Linked DNA regions of Homo sapiens: region 1 is linked to region 2. A link is a contact called in ENCODE Hi-C or POLR2A ChIA-PET data. All regions are on one chromosome and are shown on one strand. Each heading gives the region's core, a stretch centred on a gene start or an enhancer-like site at or near the end of the contact. The rest is flanking DNA. Distances are from core to core; before and after follow the strand shown.

Region 1 (6,630 bases), core at 2,867-5,366, 2.0 Mb before region 2:
TGCCTCAGAATGTGGCTGTATTTGGAGAATGAACCTTTAAAGAGGTGATTAAGTTGAAAGAGGCCATTGGGGTAAGCCCAAATCCAATCTGAAGGAAAAGACACCCGGTGAGCTTATGACAGAGGGACGACCAGGTGAAGAGGCAGCCATCTTGGAGCCGAGAGCGGCCTCAGAGGAAACCTCCCTGACAACATCTTGGACTTCCAGTCTCCAGATCAGGGAGAGAATAGATTTCTGCTGTTGAAGCCACCCAGTCTGTGGTACTTTCTTATGGCAGCCCTACCAGACTAATGTAATAGGTGTCTAAATTTAGATATTTCCAAAAACAGAGGCTGAGACAAGGAGTTGTGTGCAGGTAGTTTATTGGGAAGTGATCCTAGGAGGAGGGAGAGTGAGGTGGGTGTATTATTGAAGAGTGTGTGTAGAAGGTCATGGCTACAGGTAACAGGGGCTTCATTCTGCTGAGGCCTCCCAAGAAGCATCCAGAATGCCCCCTGGAACTTTTCTAGGAAGTAGGGCCATTTATCCACTGGCTTCCATTCCCACTGGTAGAGGGTGGCCCTGGGGTGTTGACCCCCCTCCGACTCACAGGTTGCAATATGTTCAGTCTGCTCCTAGAGAGACAAAAAAGCAAAAAGCAGTGCTCCTGGCACCTGAGGCAGGACACCGTCAGCAGAAGGCAAATCTCAGCTCACGGGACACTGGGCCATGGGATGCGAGGTGGGAGCAGACGGAGTACTGTATGAAGTCAGCAGATCACCGTTGATGCAGCTGGTTCCTTCTCCAGAAGCAAAAACATCTTTAAGGTCACTGAAGATAGCAAGATTCTGCAATGGACCCATTTGAGGCCACAGAGATGTAATGATAGTGGCATCCAGAGACAGTTGCATTCCTCCCACCGGGTAGATTCAGGTGTCAGCTGATGACGAGAAGTGTTGAGGAATACCGTGTCTCCGGCATGCTCATTTTCAGCACACTCTTGTGAATTCTGTGTTTTAAGTGAGAATTTTGGTTGGGCCTTTTTGCTATTTTCCAAAGATAATCTAATTCTTTTTTTTCTTTTTCTTGAGACAGAGTCTCTCTTGGTTGCCCAGGGTGGACTGCAGTGGCGCCATCTTGGCCCACTGCAACCTCCATCTCCTGGGTTCAAGTGATTCTCCTGCCTCAGCCTCCCAAGTAGCTGGGATGACAGGTGTGCGCCACCATGCCCAACTAATTTTTGTATTTTTATTACAGATGGGGTTTTGCCATGTTGACCAGGCTGGTCTCAAACTCCTGACCTCAGGTGATCTGCCTGCTTTAGCCAAAAATAACCCAATTCTTTTATAATCAACATGTCCCTCTATTGCAACAGGCCCTCAACTCTGAAGTGAATCCTACTGCTTATGAAAAGAAGAAAGAGTAAAATCACCTCACTTAAGTTCTAGGTAATCTCTAGAAGCCAACCCATAAAAAGGATTTTTCTCTCCCATCCAAGTTTCCCCTCTGGAATTGAGGTGTTATGTCAAATATGGTACTTCTGAATGTCACGTGAACAACTAACTCCAGTTTATTCAAGCTACCCTTTAAGACCAATAAATGTGCTTATGGGACAAATTTTCTAAATTCCCTTCAGAAATTTATTTCCTTCTCTTTGGCAAATAACTATACGAGATTTATTACTTAATACTTTGTAAAGTAAAACATCCAAGATAAAGTTATGCAGGGAGATGTCAGACGTGAGTGGTATTTCCTGGTATTTTCCAATTATCCTGAGTCCTATCTTTAGAGTTATCAGATTTAGCAAATAAAAATACAGAGCATTAAGTAAGTTAAATTAGAATTTCAAACAAACAACAAATTTAAAAAATATCTATATCCCCAATATTGCATGGGACCTACTTATACTAAAAAAGTTATTTGTTGTTTATCTGAAATTCAAATTGAACTTGGCATCGTGTATTTTATCTGGTAACCCTATCATAATATTCCAGAATGGAAAAATAGCAAATTTAGAATTTAAAAGTAGAATTTATATTTAAAATATAACCTCCTATTTTAACTTTGATTAACTACAGCAGAATACTCAAAGCATGATTAGTTAGAACAAGCTGCCATTTTAACAGAGAGGATTCATTTTAGAACTGATGGCTCATTATAACTAGGGTGGTTCAATTTGAAAGGAAAAAAATAGGGCATTTTATTTAATATTTAATAAAATATTAAAATTCCCCCAGGAATCAATGTGTAAGAACAAAAAAACCATCTATTATTATTTGCATAAAAAAGAGCAATTAAAATGTAGTAAGCACACATTTTATTTGTGTAACTTGCCACTGTTTAGTGCTTACAGAAGATAAAACATCAATGTGGGTTAAGATACTGAAAAAAAAAACACACAAGAAAGTGGTTGGAAAAAAATTGGATTGGGTCTCAAAATTGTACATATCTCAAACTATGCAGAACAGAAACAGTTTCCTCTCCAACTTTGTCCTTCTCTTAGTTTGAGAAATGGTCCTAGACTTTCCGGAAAAAATACGGTAGTCTCTCCTCATCCTCCGAGGATACATTCCAAGACCCCTACTGCAGGCCTGAAACCTCAGATAGTACCAAACCCTATACATACTGTTTTTTCCTATACAGTAAGGAATGAGGGTTGGGGAATAGTGTAACATAGTGCGAATACACCGGACAAAGGGGATGACTCAAGTCCCAGGTGGTATTTAATGATGCTACTCAGAACCGAGTGCAATTTAAAACTTATGAATTGTTTATTTCTGGAATTTTTCATGTAATATTTTTGGACCTTAGGTAACTGAAAGCACGAAAAGCAACACCGTGGATAAGGGGGACAACGAATATACCCTTGTTTGAGATGGCTTATATGACACTGTAGCTGGGGACAAAGAATGCCTGTGATAGGCAAAGAATTATCTGAGAGCAAGACTTGTTAACCTTGGCACTAGTGACATTTTGGGCTGGATAATTCTTTGTTGTGGGGAGGCTGTCACATATGTTATAGTATGTTTAACAGTATCCCTGGCCTCTACGCACTAGATGCCAATAGCATCTCCCACTCCCAGTTACGAAAATCAAAAATGTCTCCAGACATTGCCAAAGGTCACATGAGGGGCAGAACATTCCCCAGTTGAGAACCACTGGTCTACGAGAACCTCTGGTGTTTTGGCTCTGCCCTGGCAATGACAGTCTTGAGTTCCCAGAAATTTCTAAAAATATCATTGTAGGGCAGCTTAGAATAACAAAAGGGGGAAAAAAAGCTGCAACGAAATTTGCACCAAATCCATGTTGACCAAAATTCTTCTAAATATATTTACGGAACAATTAAAATAGATTTATCTACCTAAAGATGCCCCTAACTCTTTATATGTGGAAGTTGTGTACTAATCCAAGATTTAGGCAAGAGACCTGTTTTCAGCACCAACTCTAATCTTTGCTTAGCACGTATCAGAGGGCTAACCTTTCTGACCCTGTCTACATTCCCAACATTGGTTCTCATTCAGCCGCTCCCTTCCCAGTCAACCCTGAGAGGTAAGTCATTAACCGTCCCATGTTAGATGAGGAAGCTTGGGGGCTGGGCGTGGTGGCTCACGTCTGTAATCCCAGCACTTTGGGAGGCCGAGGCAGGTGGATCACTTGAGGTCAAGAGTTCGAGACCAGCCTGGCCAGTATGGTGAAATCCCGTCTCTACTAAAAATACAAAAATTAGCCAGGCATGGTGGCATATGCCTATAATCCCACTACTTGGGAGGCTGAGGCAGGAAAATCGCTTGAATCCGGGAAGCAGAGGTTGCAGTGAGCCAAGATCGCACCATTGCACTCCAGCCTAGGTGTCACAGCAAGAATCCATCTCAAAAAATAAAAAAAAATAAAAAATAAAAGAGGAAGTTTGGGTCTAGAAAAGAGAAATGACTGCCTGAGTTCCCGCAGCTGGTGAGATTTTAAACTCCAAAGTCCAAGCCCTTAACCACCTCCCTCACCTTGGGAGAAAAGAAAATCACTAAATGTCTGTGACCTTAGTTTCATTTCCTCGCCTCTAACTTAGAAATAAACATTTCAGTACTTCAGAGTCCCTGCGAGAGCTTCAAGGCAGTTCACTGAATCGTTGCAGGAGAGGGACCAAAGTCCCTTGGTGAACAGCGGTGTTCACCGAGGCCTGCTGTGCTGGGCAGCACCCATCTCAAAGGCCAGAAGAACCAAACCCTAACTCAGAGATCTGCTTCAGAATTTAAATGAACTGCTGCCAACTCACTTGGAAAGAGCACTATCAGAGATGCAAATGTAAATAGTAAATATCATCAAGGAGCTCCTAGGACTTCGAAAAGAGGAGATGCATGGCATGGAAGGTGTGTGGCAGGTGTCAGGAAGGCCAACTTCCACAGTGACATTCTCTCCAAGTCACCTCAAATGGTAGTCCAAATGTATGCCGGCAGAATGGGCAGTCACTTCGGCAGCAAAACCTCCCTGAGGTCCCCAAGAATTCAATGGCCACAGTGAGTCTCTGTGGCTTAGTGGACAGTCACAGAAGGTCTGAGCAGAAGGGGGCCTTAGAAATCACTTTTATTTGACAAATGAGAAACTGGAGCCCTGAGGTGAAAAGAATTGATCCCACCCAACCTGCCAGGTCCCTGGTGCCTGACTACACTGCAAACCCCAATGTAACCCCTGCCCTGGCCGACCCTTCTTCCCTAAGCAGATTTTGCAGGAGTAGTTTCAGGACCATATTATTGTTCTGAACTTCTAAGAGGAAAGGGCCAAATACAAAGTGTTTGGTTAACTCAGTCAATGGAGCATAAATGAGATGTTTAAATCTTTGAGTTACAAAGCCTCATTAGGGTAAGAAGGCGCTGTAGGAGTGGACATAGGGAGGGTTTGTGATTCCCATTATATGATAAGAAATGCTATTAGGCTGGAATCAGTTCGATATGCCCAGGGAAGGCAGGCAGGAGTGGTAGTGAACATTTGTCTTCTTATTATATATGCAAAAACCCCAGCTAACATTGTACCTTATGCAGAACTTTTCATTCTCAGTCACTTTTACACATATATTACCCCATTTTCTTCCCCCAGCATCACAGTGGAGAAGGTATGGATAGGTGGTTTGGGGTGCCAATAAACCATAGACTATTTGAAGAAAAAAAATGTCTCACCCATAGTTTCATGGAGCCACATTTAGATTCTAGGTCTAATTTCAACAGATATCAGCACAGTGGAGCTACAGTTACAGTGGACAGATCATTTGTCAAGAATGGAAAAAGCCAGGATGCCAGGGCAGTTGTATTGGGGGGGATGGGAAGGAAGAAGTGAAAGTCTATTTTAAAAGAAATGTAGAGAAAAACTGCTAACAGAGCAGGCAGAGTTCAAGTTTAAGCCCTGGGCATGAGGGAAAGCCCAGTCAGCTGAGGCCATGCCAACACTTCAGGGTTACAAGCACCACTGGTCACCAACAGCACAGCCCTGGAAGGCCCATGTGTGGCCACGATCCCACAATGACACTAGGTGGAGATCAGGCAGATACCACCAACAGAGAGGCTGGGAATGGAATAAGATATTTCAGCCATAACTGCAGACGTGAAAAACAAGATTGGGGCGGCAAGTGCTAAATAAATCACAAAATAATTATTCATTTACCTCTCAGTCTGGAAGTAAACCTATGCTTTCACAAAATTAAGAGTGCAATCATGCAGTAAAAACAAGAAATCTTTGATTAGGTGCCTTCTATTGTGTAATACAAAATTGGATAATGTAGACCAAAAAACAATAAATGAATGACAAAGCAAAACTATATATTTTTATAAAAGACACTAAGATTTAATTCCCCTATACTTACACCAGTAATTGTTGAAGAAAAGGTAAATTAAAGGACTCAGGATATGAAAACAAACTTGATCCCCACCACCACTGCCAATTAATTACATGCACATGAGAAATTCACTAAGCAGCTAATCATTTATATTCTGGTGTAGTATTTCCGCACAACTATTGTATTAGATATTTAAATTTGCAATTTCAAATGGACTCATTGTCACAGGCCTCTTAGTCCATTTTACACACAAAATCAATACACTATTCCTAATAAATGAGATTACTTTTCCAAAACTCCCAGTGGGAGCTCAACAGGACTTCTGTTTGGGAGGCTGCTTCAAACTTCTCCAAAGAAAATTACTTTTCTGATGTTCACCTCTAAGAACCAACAGAAGGCACCTGAGAGAATTCAAATGAAGAAGCAACCACCTCGGGGGAAGGGAGGGCTCAAACTGTTAGGTAATTTAGACACATGAATGTCCCAGTTTAAATGCCACTCTATAGCAAAGCATTTCTGGATCCACCTGAGACCTCTGTTCCTCCACTAGAGAGCTAAGACACGTTGTTGCATTTTCTTCTAAAAGGTAGAAGGGGCCGGGCGCAGTGGCTCACGCCTGTAATCCCAGCACTTTGGGAGGCCGAGGCGGGGCGGGCGGGCAGATCACCTAGGGTCAGGAGTTCAAGACCAGCCTGGCCGACATGGTGAAACCCCGTCTCTACTAAAAATACAAAAATTAGCCAGGCATTGTGGCGTACGCCTGTAGTCCTGGCTACTCAGGCGGCTGAGGCAGAAGAATCGGTTGAACCCAGGAGGCAGAGTTTGCAGTG
Region 2 (6,869 bases), core at 1,917-4,416:
ATAACACGATAGCAATTTTTTAAATACATAAAACTTCCTGGATCATGAATCAACATGAGACATAATAGCCTGTAGATATCAATTGTGATCGCTTTATAAAATGTCATTCATCTAATGCATTTCTGAAATTGCCCTTAAAGCTACACATACACACATGACTCTATATCACATAAAGGCATCCATTCATGAACAGAAAGAAAAGTCTTTTATTAGTACTGTGTAGGGAAGGCTAAAGAAATATACATTTAATTCAGAATAATTTTTAAGAAAAAACGTGGGGTTCCAAGAAATGGTGATTTACATTCAAATGAACATGTACATTTGCAAACCTGGATAAGTAGATATTTTCATGAAGCACGCTACAAGAAAATTCACACAGAATTATTTGTTTTTCAAAGGCCTCTTTCAAAGTACAGACTCCAAGTCCAAAGCAAATACCCATGGCATGAACAAATAGGATGCCTAAGATTCTAACATTTGCTTCGGCATGGCTTTCCTCCTCACTTCCCTACCTCACAACAAGAAAAAATTTCCTAGATGGGACAATGGCAAGATATTGTGCTAATACGTTTCATAGGATTTCTAGATGCTGGGCTATAACATCCAGGTTACAATTTGGTGACGGATTTTTTTATTTCTATTGCAAATGGACTACACTCCAAACACAAAAAGATTCTTGCCATAGCATCCAAACATCCCTATGTAGACCCACACTTCCTCTCAATACAGAAAGAGAATCACTCAGAAAGGACAAAGCTGGCAGACCAAGAAAGGAGGCAAGGGTAAACTCTGTCACTGGCCAATTATCTAAAACAAAAATAGCAGCCTCTGTTATCAAAGTTGTCAGTTAAAACTGTCAGCTGTCAGGCACAGTGACACACACCTGTAATCCCAACACTTTGGGAGCCCAAGGTGGGTGGATCGCTTGAGCCCAGGAGTTTGAGACAAGACTGGGCAACACAGAGAAACCCCATCTCTACAAAAAATACAAAACTTAGCCAGGTGTGGTGGTGTGTGCCTGTAGTCCCAGCTGCTCAGGAGGATAAGGTGAGAGGAACACTTGAGCCCAGGAGGTAGGGGTTGAAGTGAACCATGATCATGCCACTGCACTCCGGCCTGGGTGACAAAGGGAGACTCTGTCCAAAAAATAAAAATAAAAATAAGTCGCCAGCTCTCTCCTTTATAAACAGTCTTTAGACTGGTTTGTATCATGCCCCTTGATGTACCAGAGATATGTTTAACCAACCTAGTTTTGTTGATTCTGACAATCTCACACACATTTAAGAATTTACCATTTTTCAGGCACTTTTCAATGTTAAAAAAAATTAAATCCAATTATTGAAAATCAGTTTGACAAACAACCCCCACTCCATAGCCCTGGCAAAAAAAAAAAAAAAAAAACAAAAGCAGCTAATTCAGTGATACAAACTCTGTAAGGTGGCAAATTCCCTCAACTCGCCAAGGAAATAGCACATATTTATTTTCTCCCATCTTTACTCCAAATTTGGGACCTCTTCCTCTGATAACACAGTCTTTTAGGTTACTTGAAATCAGCCCCCATTTAAAGACTCTTTGCAGCACCAAGCTTAAAGAGTTTACTGACAGAGGACTTTGCCACTATTAACATTCTTGTTACAAAAATTCAGTTTCAGTTGAGTTCTCGTAATCCCCTGAGCAGTTATAAATGCCTTTTACCTATAATGAGGCAGTGGGCTACGTGTAAAACAAAGCAAATTAACTATTCAAATATATGTAAATCTATAATTATACTAACATGAACTACACTGATAGTGTTTTTTTCTGAAGTGTTTAGAGTTTCAAAAGAAAAAGACACAATATTGAGAAATTTCTAATAAATGATTAAAAATGATTTTGGTTGGTTGCCATTCCCAAGTTTTCCCAGAGTTCTCATCTATGTTCTACACAACATGTAAATTAAAATGTACATAACCAACAGATGTACTATACACACATCAGATATCAATATATACTTGTGAATTAAAGTTCCTGAAATATACACATCCCCACTTAGGATATATCCTATTACATAGGCAAAGCATCATCCTTTAACAATAGGTCCGAGATAGCAGCAATTTGATATTCTATTACCCAGTTACCTCAGAAAATATCATAGATCCTGAATAGTTCCTGATATGGTATCCCTGGCTTCAAGAACTCTCCAGTAACATTTAGCATAGGTCTCATGAAGCACCAGGCTACATTGCCAATAGCAATTATATAATCCTGTCATTGGAGAAAAGGTTTTATCCTTTCAAAACCTCGTTATTCAAATCTGACTAATGGTATAATGGAAAAAATAAGTCACAATGAGGTGATACATAAATTTAAACTAAATTATATAAAGCATTTCTATTTTATTTCTTACATGTTTTTGTTGCGGTTTTATCAGTGCCTTGAAACAGAAAGTATTCAGACTGTCCTAACAGATGCTGAAAGAGCAATAATGATGCTGAGAAAAGAGCTATTCTGTGTTCGAAAACATGTAAATGACTCGGTTATCAATTAGCGTTTTTACAGAGATGGCAGGATATTGTACTAAGCACTGTTTTAAAAGAGTTATGAGTCTATACCCTTGGGTAAGTTATGAACTTACAACCAAAATTCACATATATAATATGCAAAAAATCTTTAGGCAGATTTACAATAAACCATTTCAGTCACAAAAGGATAGAATGGCTCTTAAGTAAACATTTATTTTGTGTGTACTATTGGGTATATCCATGCATGCTCAATGGATAGAAATTACAGGTAGGCTGCAAGTCACATGGATTCTAGATGTACATAATACGCACTTTAATATTTACCCTCCATGTGTACTCTTAGGCCTGATTCCAAATCTATTGGCTGTGTGAACACAGATCCTGAGAAAGGTCCCAGATATCTATGACGAAAGTTTTGAAACTCTACCACTCTACCCGTATTTTATATGAAACAATTCTGTAGACCACAGCCACTGGCTGTAAGAGACAAGTTGGCCAACTTAGAAAACTTACATTTGCCAAGGGAGAGACACTAAATTAGACCACATTGTTTAACAGGCTGCAACTCTTTTACTGGGAAGGGGCAACTCCCTCTGCACAGCAGTTTCACCTGCTTGAAGCTGAGATCACACAAGGAGAAGCCTATTGTGTTTCTGCCAAATCACAGCGGGAACATGGGGACAGCACACCCAGTAGCCAGCAGAGGCACAACCACCATATCAACTGCTGAGATCAGCAGCCTGCTTTATAGCTCCTATGAGGATTTCTCCTTACGCAGTCTTATCCTTCTCCTCATCAGGTTTCCCCTGTGTTTCTCATGGCAGTCAAATCAACACAGAACAGACTCCAGCTTCTTGGTTATCTTGTATGTTGCCAACAATGACAACACATTTGTTATATCAAATGTTCCCGCAAGCTCCTTGAATTTGGCTGGAAGTTGAACAGTCCAGTGAGATCCTTTGGATGATAAAATGATATGTTCATTCATCTCAAGGAACCCCAAAGCTCCATAGAAACAGCTGGACCGTTGAGCCCAGTTCTTGTTACACAGGAACACTCACACCCAGGACTTGGCCTTTCCTGATGCTGAAGGCTGGCAGGCAAGTTCAAAGTCTGGACACGGAGGCACTTTCAAAGTTGGCAAGGAGAAGGAGGCAAGGTCACTAAATGGGGCTTTATCACTGTGCCATCTCATGTAACTCACATATCTGGGGCGTATGAACACAGAGATCTTTAGGTTGTGGATGGGTCGTGCTTTTTCTTCTTGCCCCGACAGGACTTGCAGACACAACAGATTATACATGGGGAGGCCAGGAGTAACAAGGGTGAAGTAACCAAGGCAATGATGCCCAAGCCTACGAGAATCCCCACCACCTGGAAATTTCAAAGAAAAGCATATTTCAGCAATTAAGTCTTTCAATATGTATACTTATTCCAACTATACTGTTATCTGCTGTGGGCCAAATGTTTGTGTCCCCCTGAAGCTCATATGTTGAAACCCTAAATCCCCGATGTGACGGTATTTGGAGACGAGGCCTTTAGAAGTTAGTTGGTTTATGAGGGCAGGGCCCTCATGATGGGATTGGTGCTCTTACAAGAACAGATGCCAGAGAGCTTGCTTTCTTTCTCTAGGCTCTATGCCATGTGAAGACACAGCAAAAAAATGGCCATCTTCAAACCAGGAAGAGAGCCCTTGCTAAGATATGACCATGCTGTCACCTGAACCTCAGACTTCTCAGCCTCCAGAACTATGAGAAGTAAATTTCTGTTCTTTAAGCCTCCCAGTCTATGGTCATTTGTTATAGCAGCCTGAACAAGACATCATCTCAGGCACACAGAACAGTTACATTTCTGGGACCTTTCAGCTAGTGCCCAGCAATGATCTGAATTGGAGAGAAGCCAGAGAGATACAAAGGACCAAATCAAGGATGGAAACCATCCAAATGCTAACTCAAGCTGTCGCAAGCTCAGTATAGTCATGAATTATTGGTATTGGTGCTCTCTCTCTACTTGAATTTCCTCAACTAGCTCAAAGGGATGTTAATGATTACTAGGATATTAGCACTGACTCCCTCCAAAGGAATACCGCCTTTAATAAATATAAAACACTATTAAAAATTAAAAATAAACCATGACTCCTTTTGAACCTGCCACATAAACACACAATGGCATGTACACAGGGATCTAAGCCCTAGAAGGGGCTCACAGGGTTTTAGAGCACTGCCTGATATGGTTTGGCTGTGTCCCCACCCAAATCTCATCTTGAATTGTAATAATCCCCACGTGTCAAGGACAGGGCCAGGTGGAGATAATTGAATCATGGGGGTGGTTTCCCCCATACCGTTCTTGTGGTAGTAAATAAGTTTCATGAGATCTGATGGTTTTATAAATGGGAGTTCCCCTGCACAAGCTCTCTTGCCTGCCACCATTTAAGACATGACTTTGCTCCTCCTTTGCCTTCTGCCATGATTGTGAGGCCTCCCCAGCCATGTGGAATTGTCAGTCCATTAAACCCCTTTCCTTAATAACTAACCTAGTCTCAGGTATGTCTTCATTAGCAGTGTGAGAACAGACTAATACACTGCCTTTGATAGGTAATATGCCTTAAAGGGCTTTAGGAAAGTCATTCCACTGTTTCTCAAGAGGAAAGAACATCTGCCTGCATTCTGCACGTCACTGTTGACTGCCTGGCAGCTCTGGTGCCCCTGTTTCTCCGCTTGTCCTTAAGGAGACTGTGCTCATGAATTAACTTTAGGTATTTACCCCATTACTTTTCCCTAGCCCTGCCCTAACACTCCCCAGAAGCTCCCAGGCTGGGATGGTACCTCCCAGGAGGGAATAATGAGGAAAGGCGAAGAGGTGGGCTCTTTAAGCCATCACGATTTTGGTTTATGTCACGCTCCCTATAAGGTCAGGGTACCTGTGTTCGGTTCCACATCACTGATGCTCTTGAGTGGCCAAGTTTATTCCTGCATGGCCCTTTGTCATAATGTCTGAGGAAAATGTCATTCTGAAAAATAAAAAGATTGATTTCAGTAAATATGCAGTTTTAAATTGAGAAATGAATACAGACCACATCAGATCACCAAATGGAAGGCAAAGTTTTTCTCTGGTGATATCAGTGACCCCCTCTAGGAATTCCAAGCCTGTAATCTTTATCTTGGTAGTTTTGTAAATCACCAAAGTGAAAGCAGATCATAATCAATACGAATCTCAATTAATTATTTTTAAAAAGAAAAAAAAAGAGTAGTAATGACCTGACTACTTATCTTAGCAAGGTAGCTCTGGCGGAGGTACAATGGAATGGGAAGACCAGGAGCAAGGCAGCTGAAAGGCTGGTGTGGCAAACCAGGAGAGAGAAAATGCCAGTGACTGAGGATGGATGGAGAAGAGGAAGTTACAGTCCTCAGATATTAAGAAAGTAACTGGAGAGAAACAAGGAGAAGCAATCACAGAGAAGGGAAAGTGATTGGGTTAAAAGAAGGCAGTCGCTTTATTGAGAGAAGTGACAACATAGAGATGGAGTTTGTTGGGAAGATAAGTTTGGACACGTTGAACTTGAGAGATGGTTGAGACATCCAAGCAGGGCTGTTCAAAAGGCAGTTCATCACAAAGATCTACACTGAAAAAAAAAAAAACTTGGACCTCAGCAGAGAAACTAGCTCAGGGTCCAAATTAAGTGTAGATAATCTATCTAATGGTCTGTTCATTAGACAAATGGAGAAAGGGGACTCAACTGGGCATCGGTGTACATGGGGTAGAAGAAACCATAGAAGAGACTGAGATTAACTAGGAAGAGGGGTAAACTGAGAAGCAAAGAGGCTGCTGAACACAGGCATTTAAGACTGGATCGAGGAAGAGGCTAAAAAGGGAACTGGGATATGACCAGAAAGGTAGAAGAGAAACCAACAGAGGTGGTATCACTGAAATGGAAGTGGTCAAGATGTTAAATGCAGCAGAGAATCTAGGTATGCTAAAAACAAGTACTATTGGATTCTGCCAATAAGAAATCACTCAAAATCTGGGAAAGAGGTACAGTCGGGGTGTGACTACGTGGCAATCCGAACACATTGCAGTATTTGGAAGGTAAGTAATGTCAGTAGCAAGAGGTGATTAGGCTTTTTTGAAGCTTGGCTTCTAAAGGAAAGATAAATAGAGGGGTAGTAAGGAAAAGAAGTAGGCTTTAAGAAAAATGTTTACTCGTGTTTAAATGTGACACAGCCGAATGCATGGATATGTTGAGAGAGTGGAGAGTGGAAATTGAAACCACAGGAGAGGAAAGAGATAACTGAACAGCTCAAGTCTCTAAGGCTATGGACAGGAATAGGATTCTAAAGCAGACAATTAAGCGTAACTCATCCTCTGAAA

The links. A loop is a pair of places that touch in the nucleus more often than their neighbours do. ChIA-PET counts read pairs that join two places held with the same protein, here RNA polymerase II (POLR2A).
Region 1: a loop to region 2 is called in a map of posterior vena cava, with 10 times the contacts of the local background. The contact joins two enhancer-like sites. A Hi-C loop is called at or near these places in 1 of 168 maps with a recorded cell type or tissue (posterior vena cava). POLR2A ChIA-PET finds 5 or more read pairs at or near these places in 1 of 52 experiments (Panc1).

The regions. Positions count from the first base shown.
Region 1 is chr6:20,425,462-20,432,091 of GRCh38, reverse strand. All of the region lies in intron 1 of E2F3 (E2F transcription factor 3), which reads right to left. Among named protein-coding and RNA genes, the nearest start is that of E2F3-IT1, 9.0 kb to the left of the region's middle. RefSeq lists an enhancer at 4,214-4,283. Within about 2 kb of position 4,116, at least 4 of the 41 ENCODE cell types and tissues checked have a DNase peak (open chromatin) inside an H3K27ac peak, as active enhancers do.
Region 2 is chr6:18,461,933-18,468,801 of GRCh38, reverse strand. RNF144B (ring finger protein 144B) reads right to left here. Exons shown (of 8, transcript NM_182757.4): 7 at 5,422-5,511; 8 at 1-3,875. The coding sequence ends at 3,735. Among named protein-coding and RNA genes, the nearest start is that of MIR548A1HG, 57 kb to the left of the region's middle. Within about 2 kb of position 3,166, at least 3 of the 41 ENCODE cell types and tissues checked have a DNase peak (open chromatin) inside an H3K27ac peak, as active enhancers do.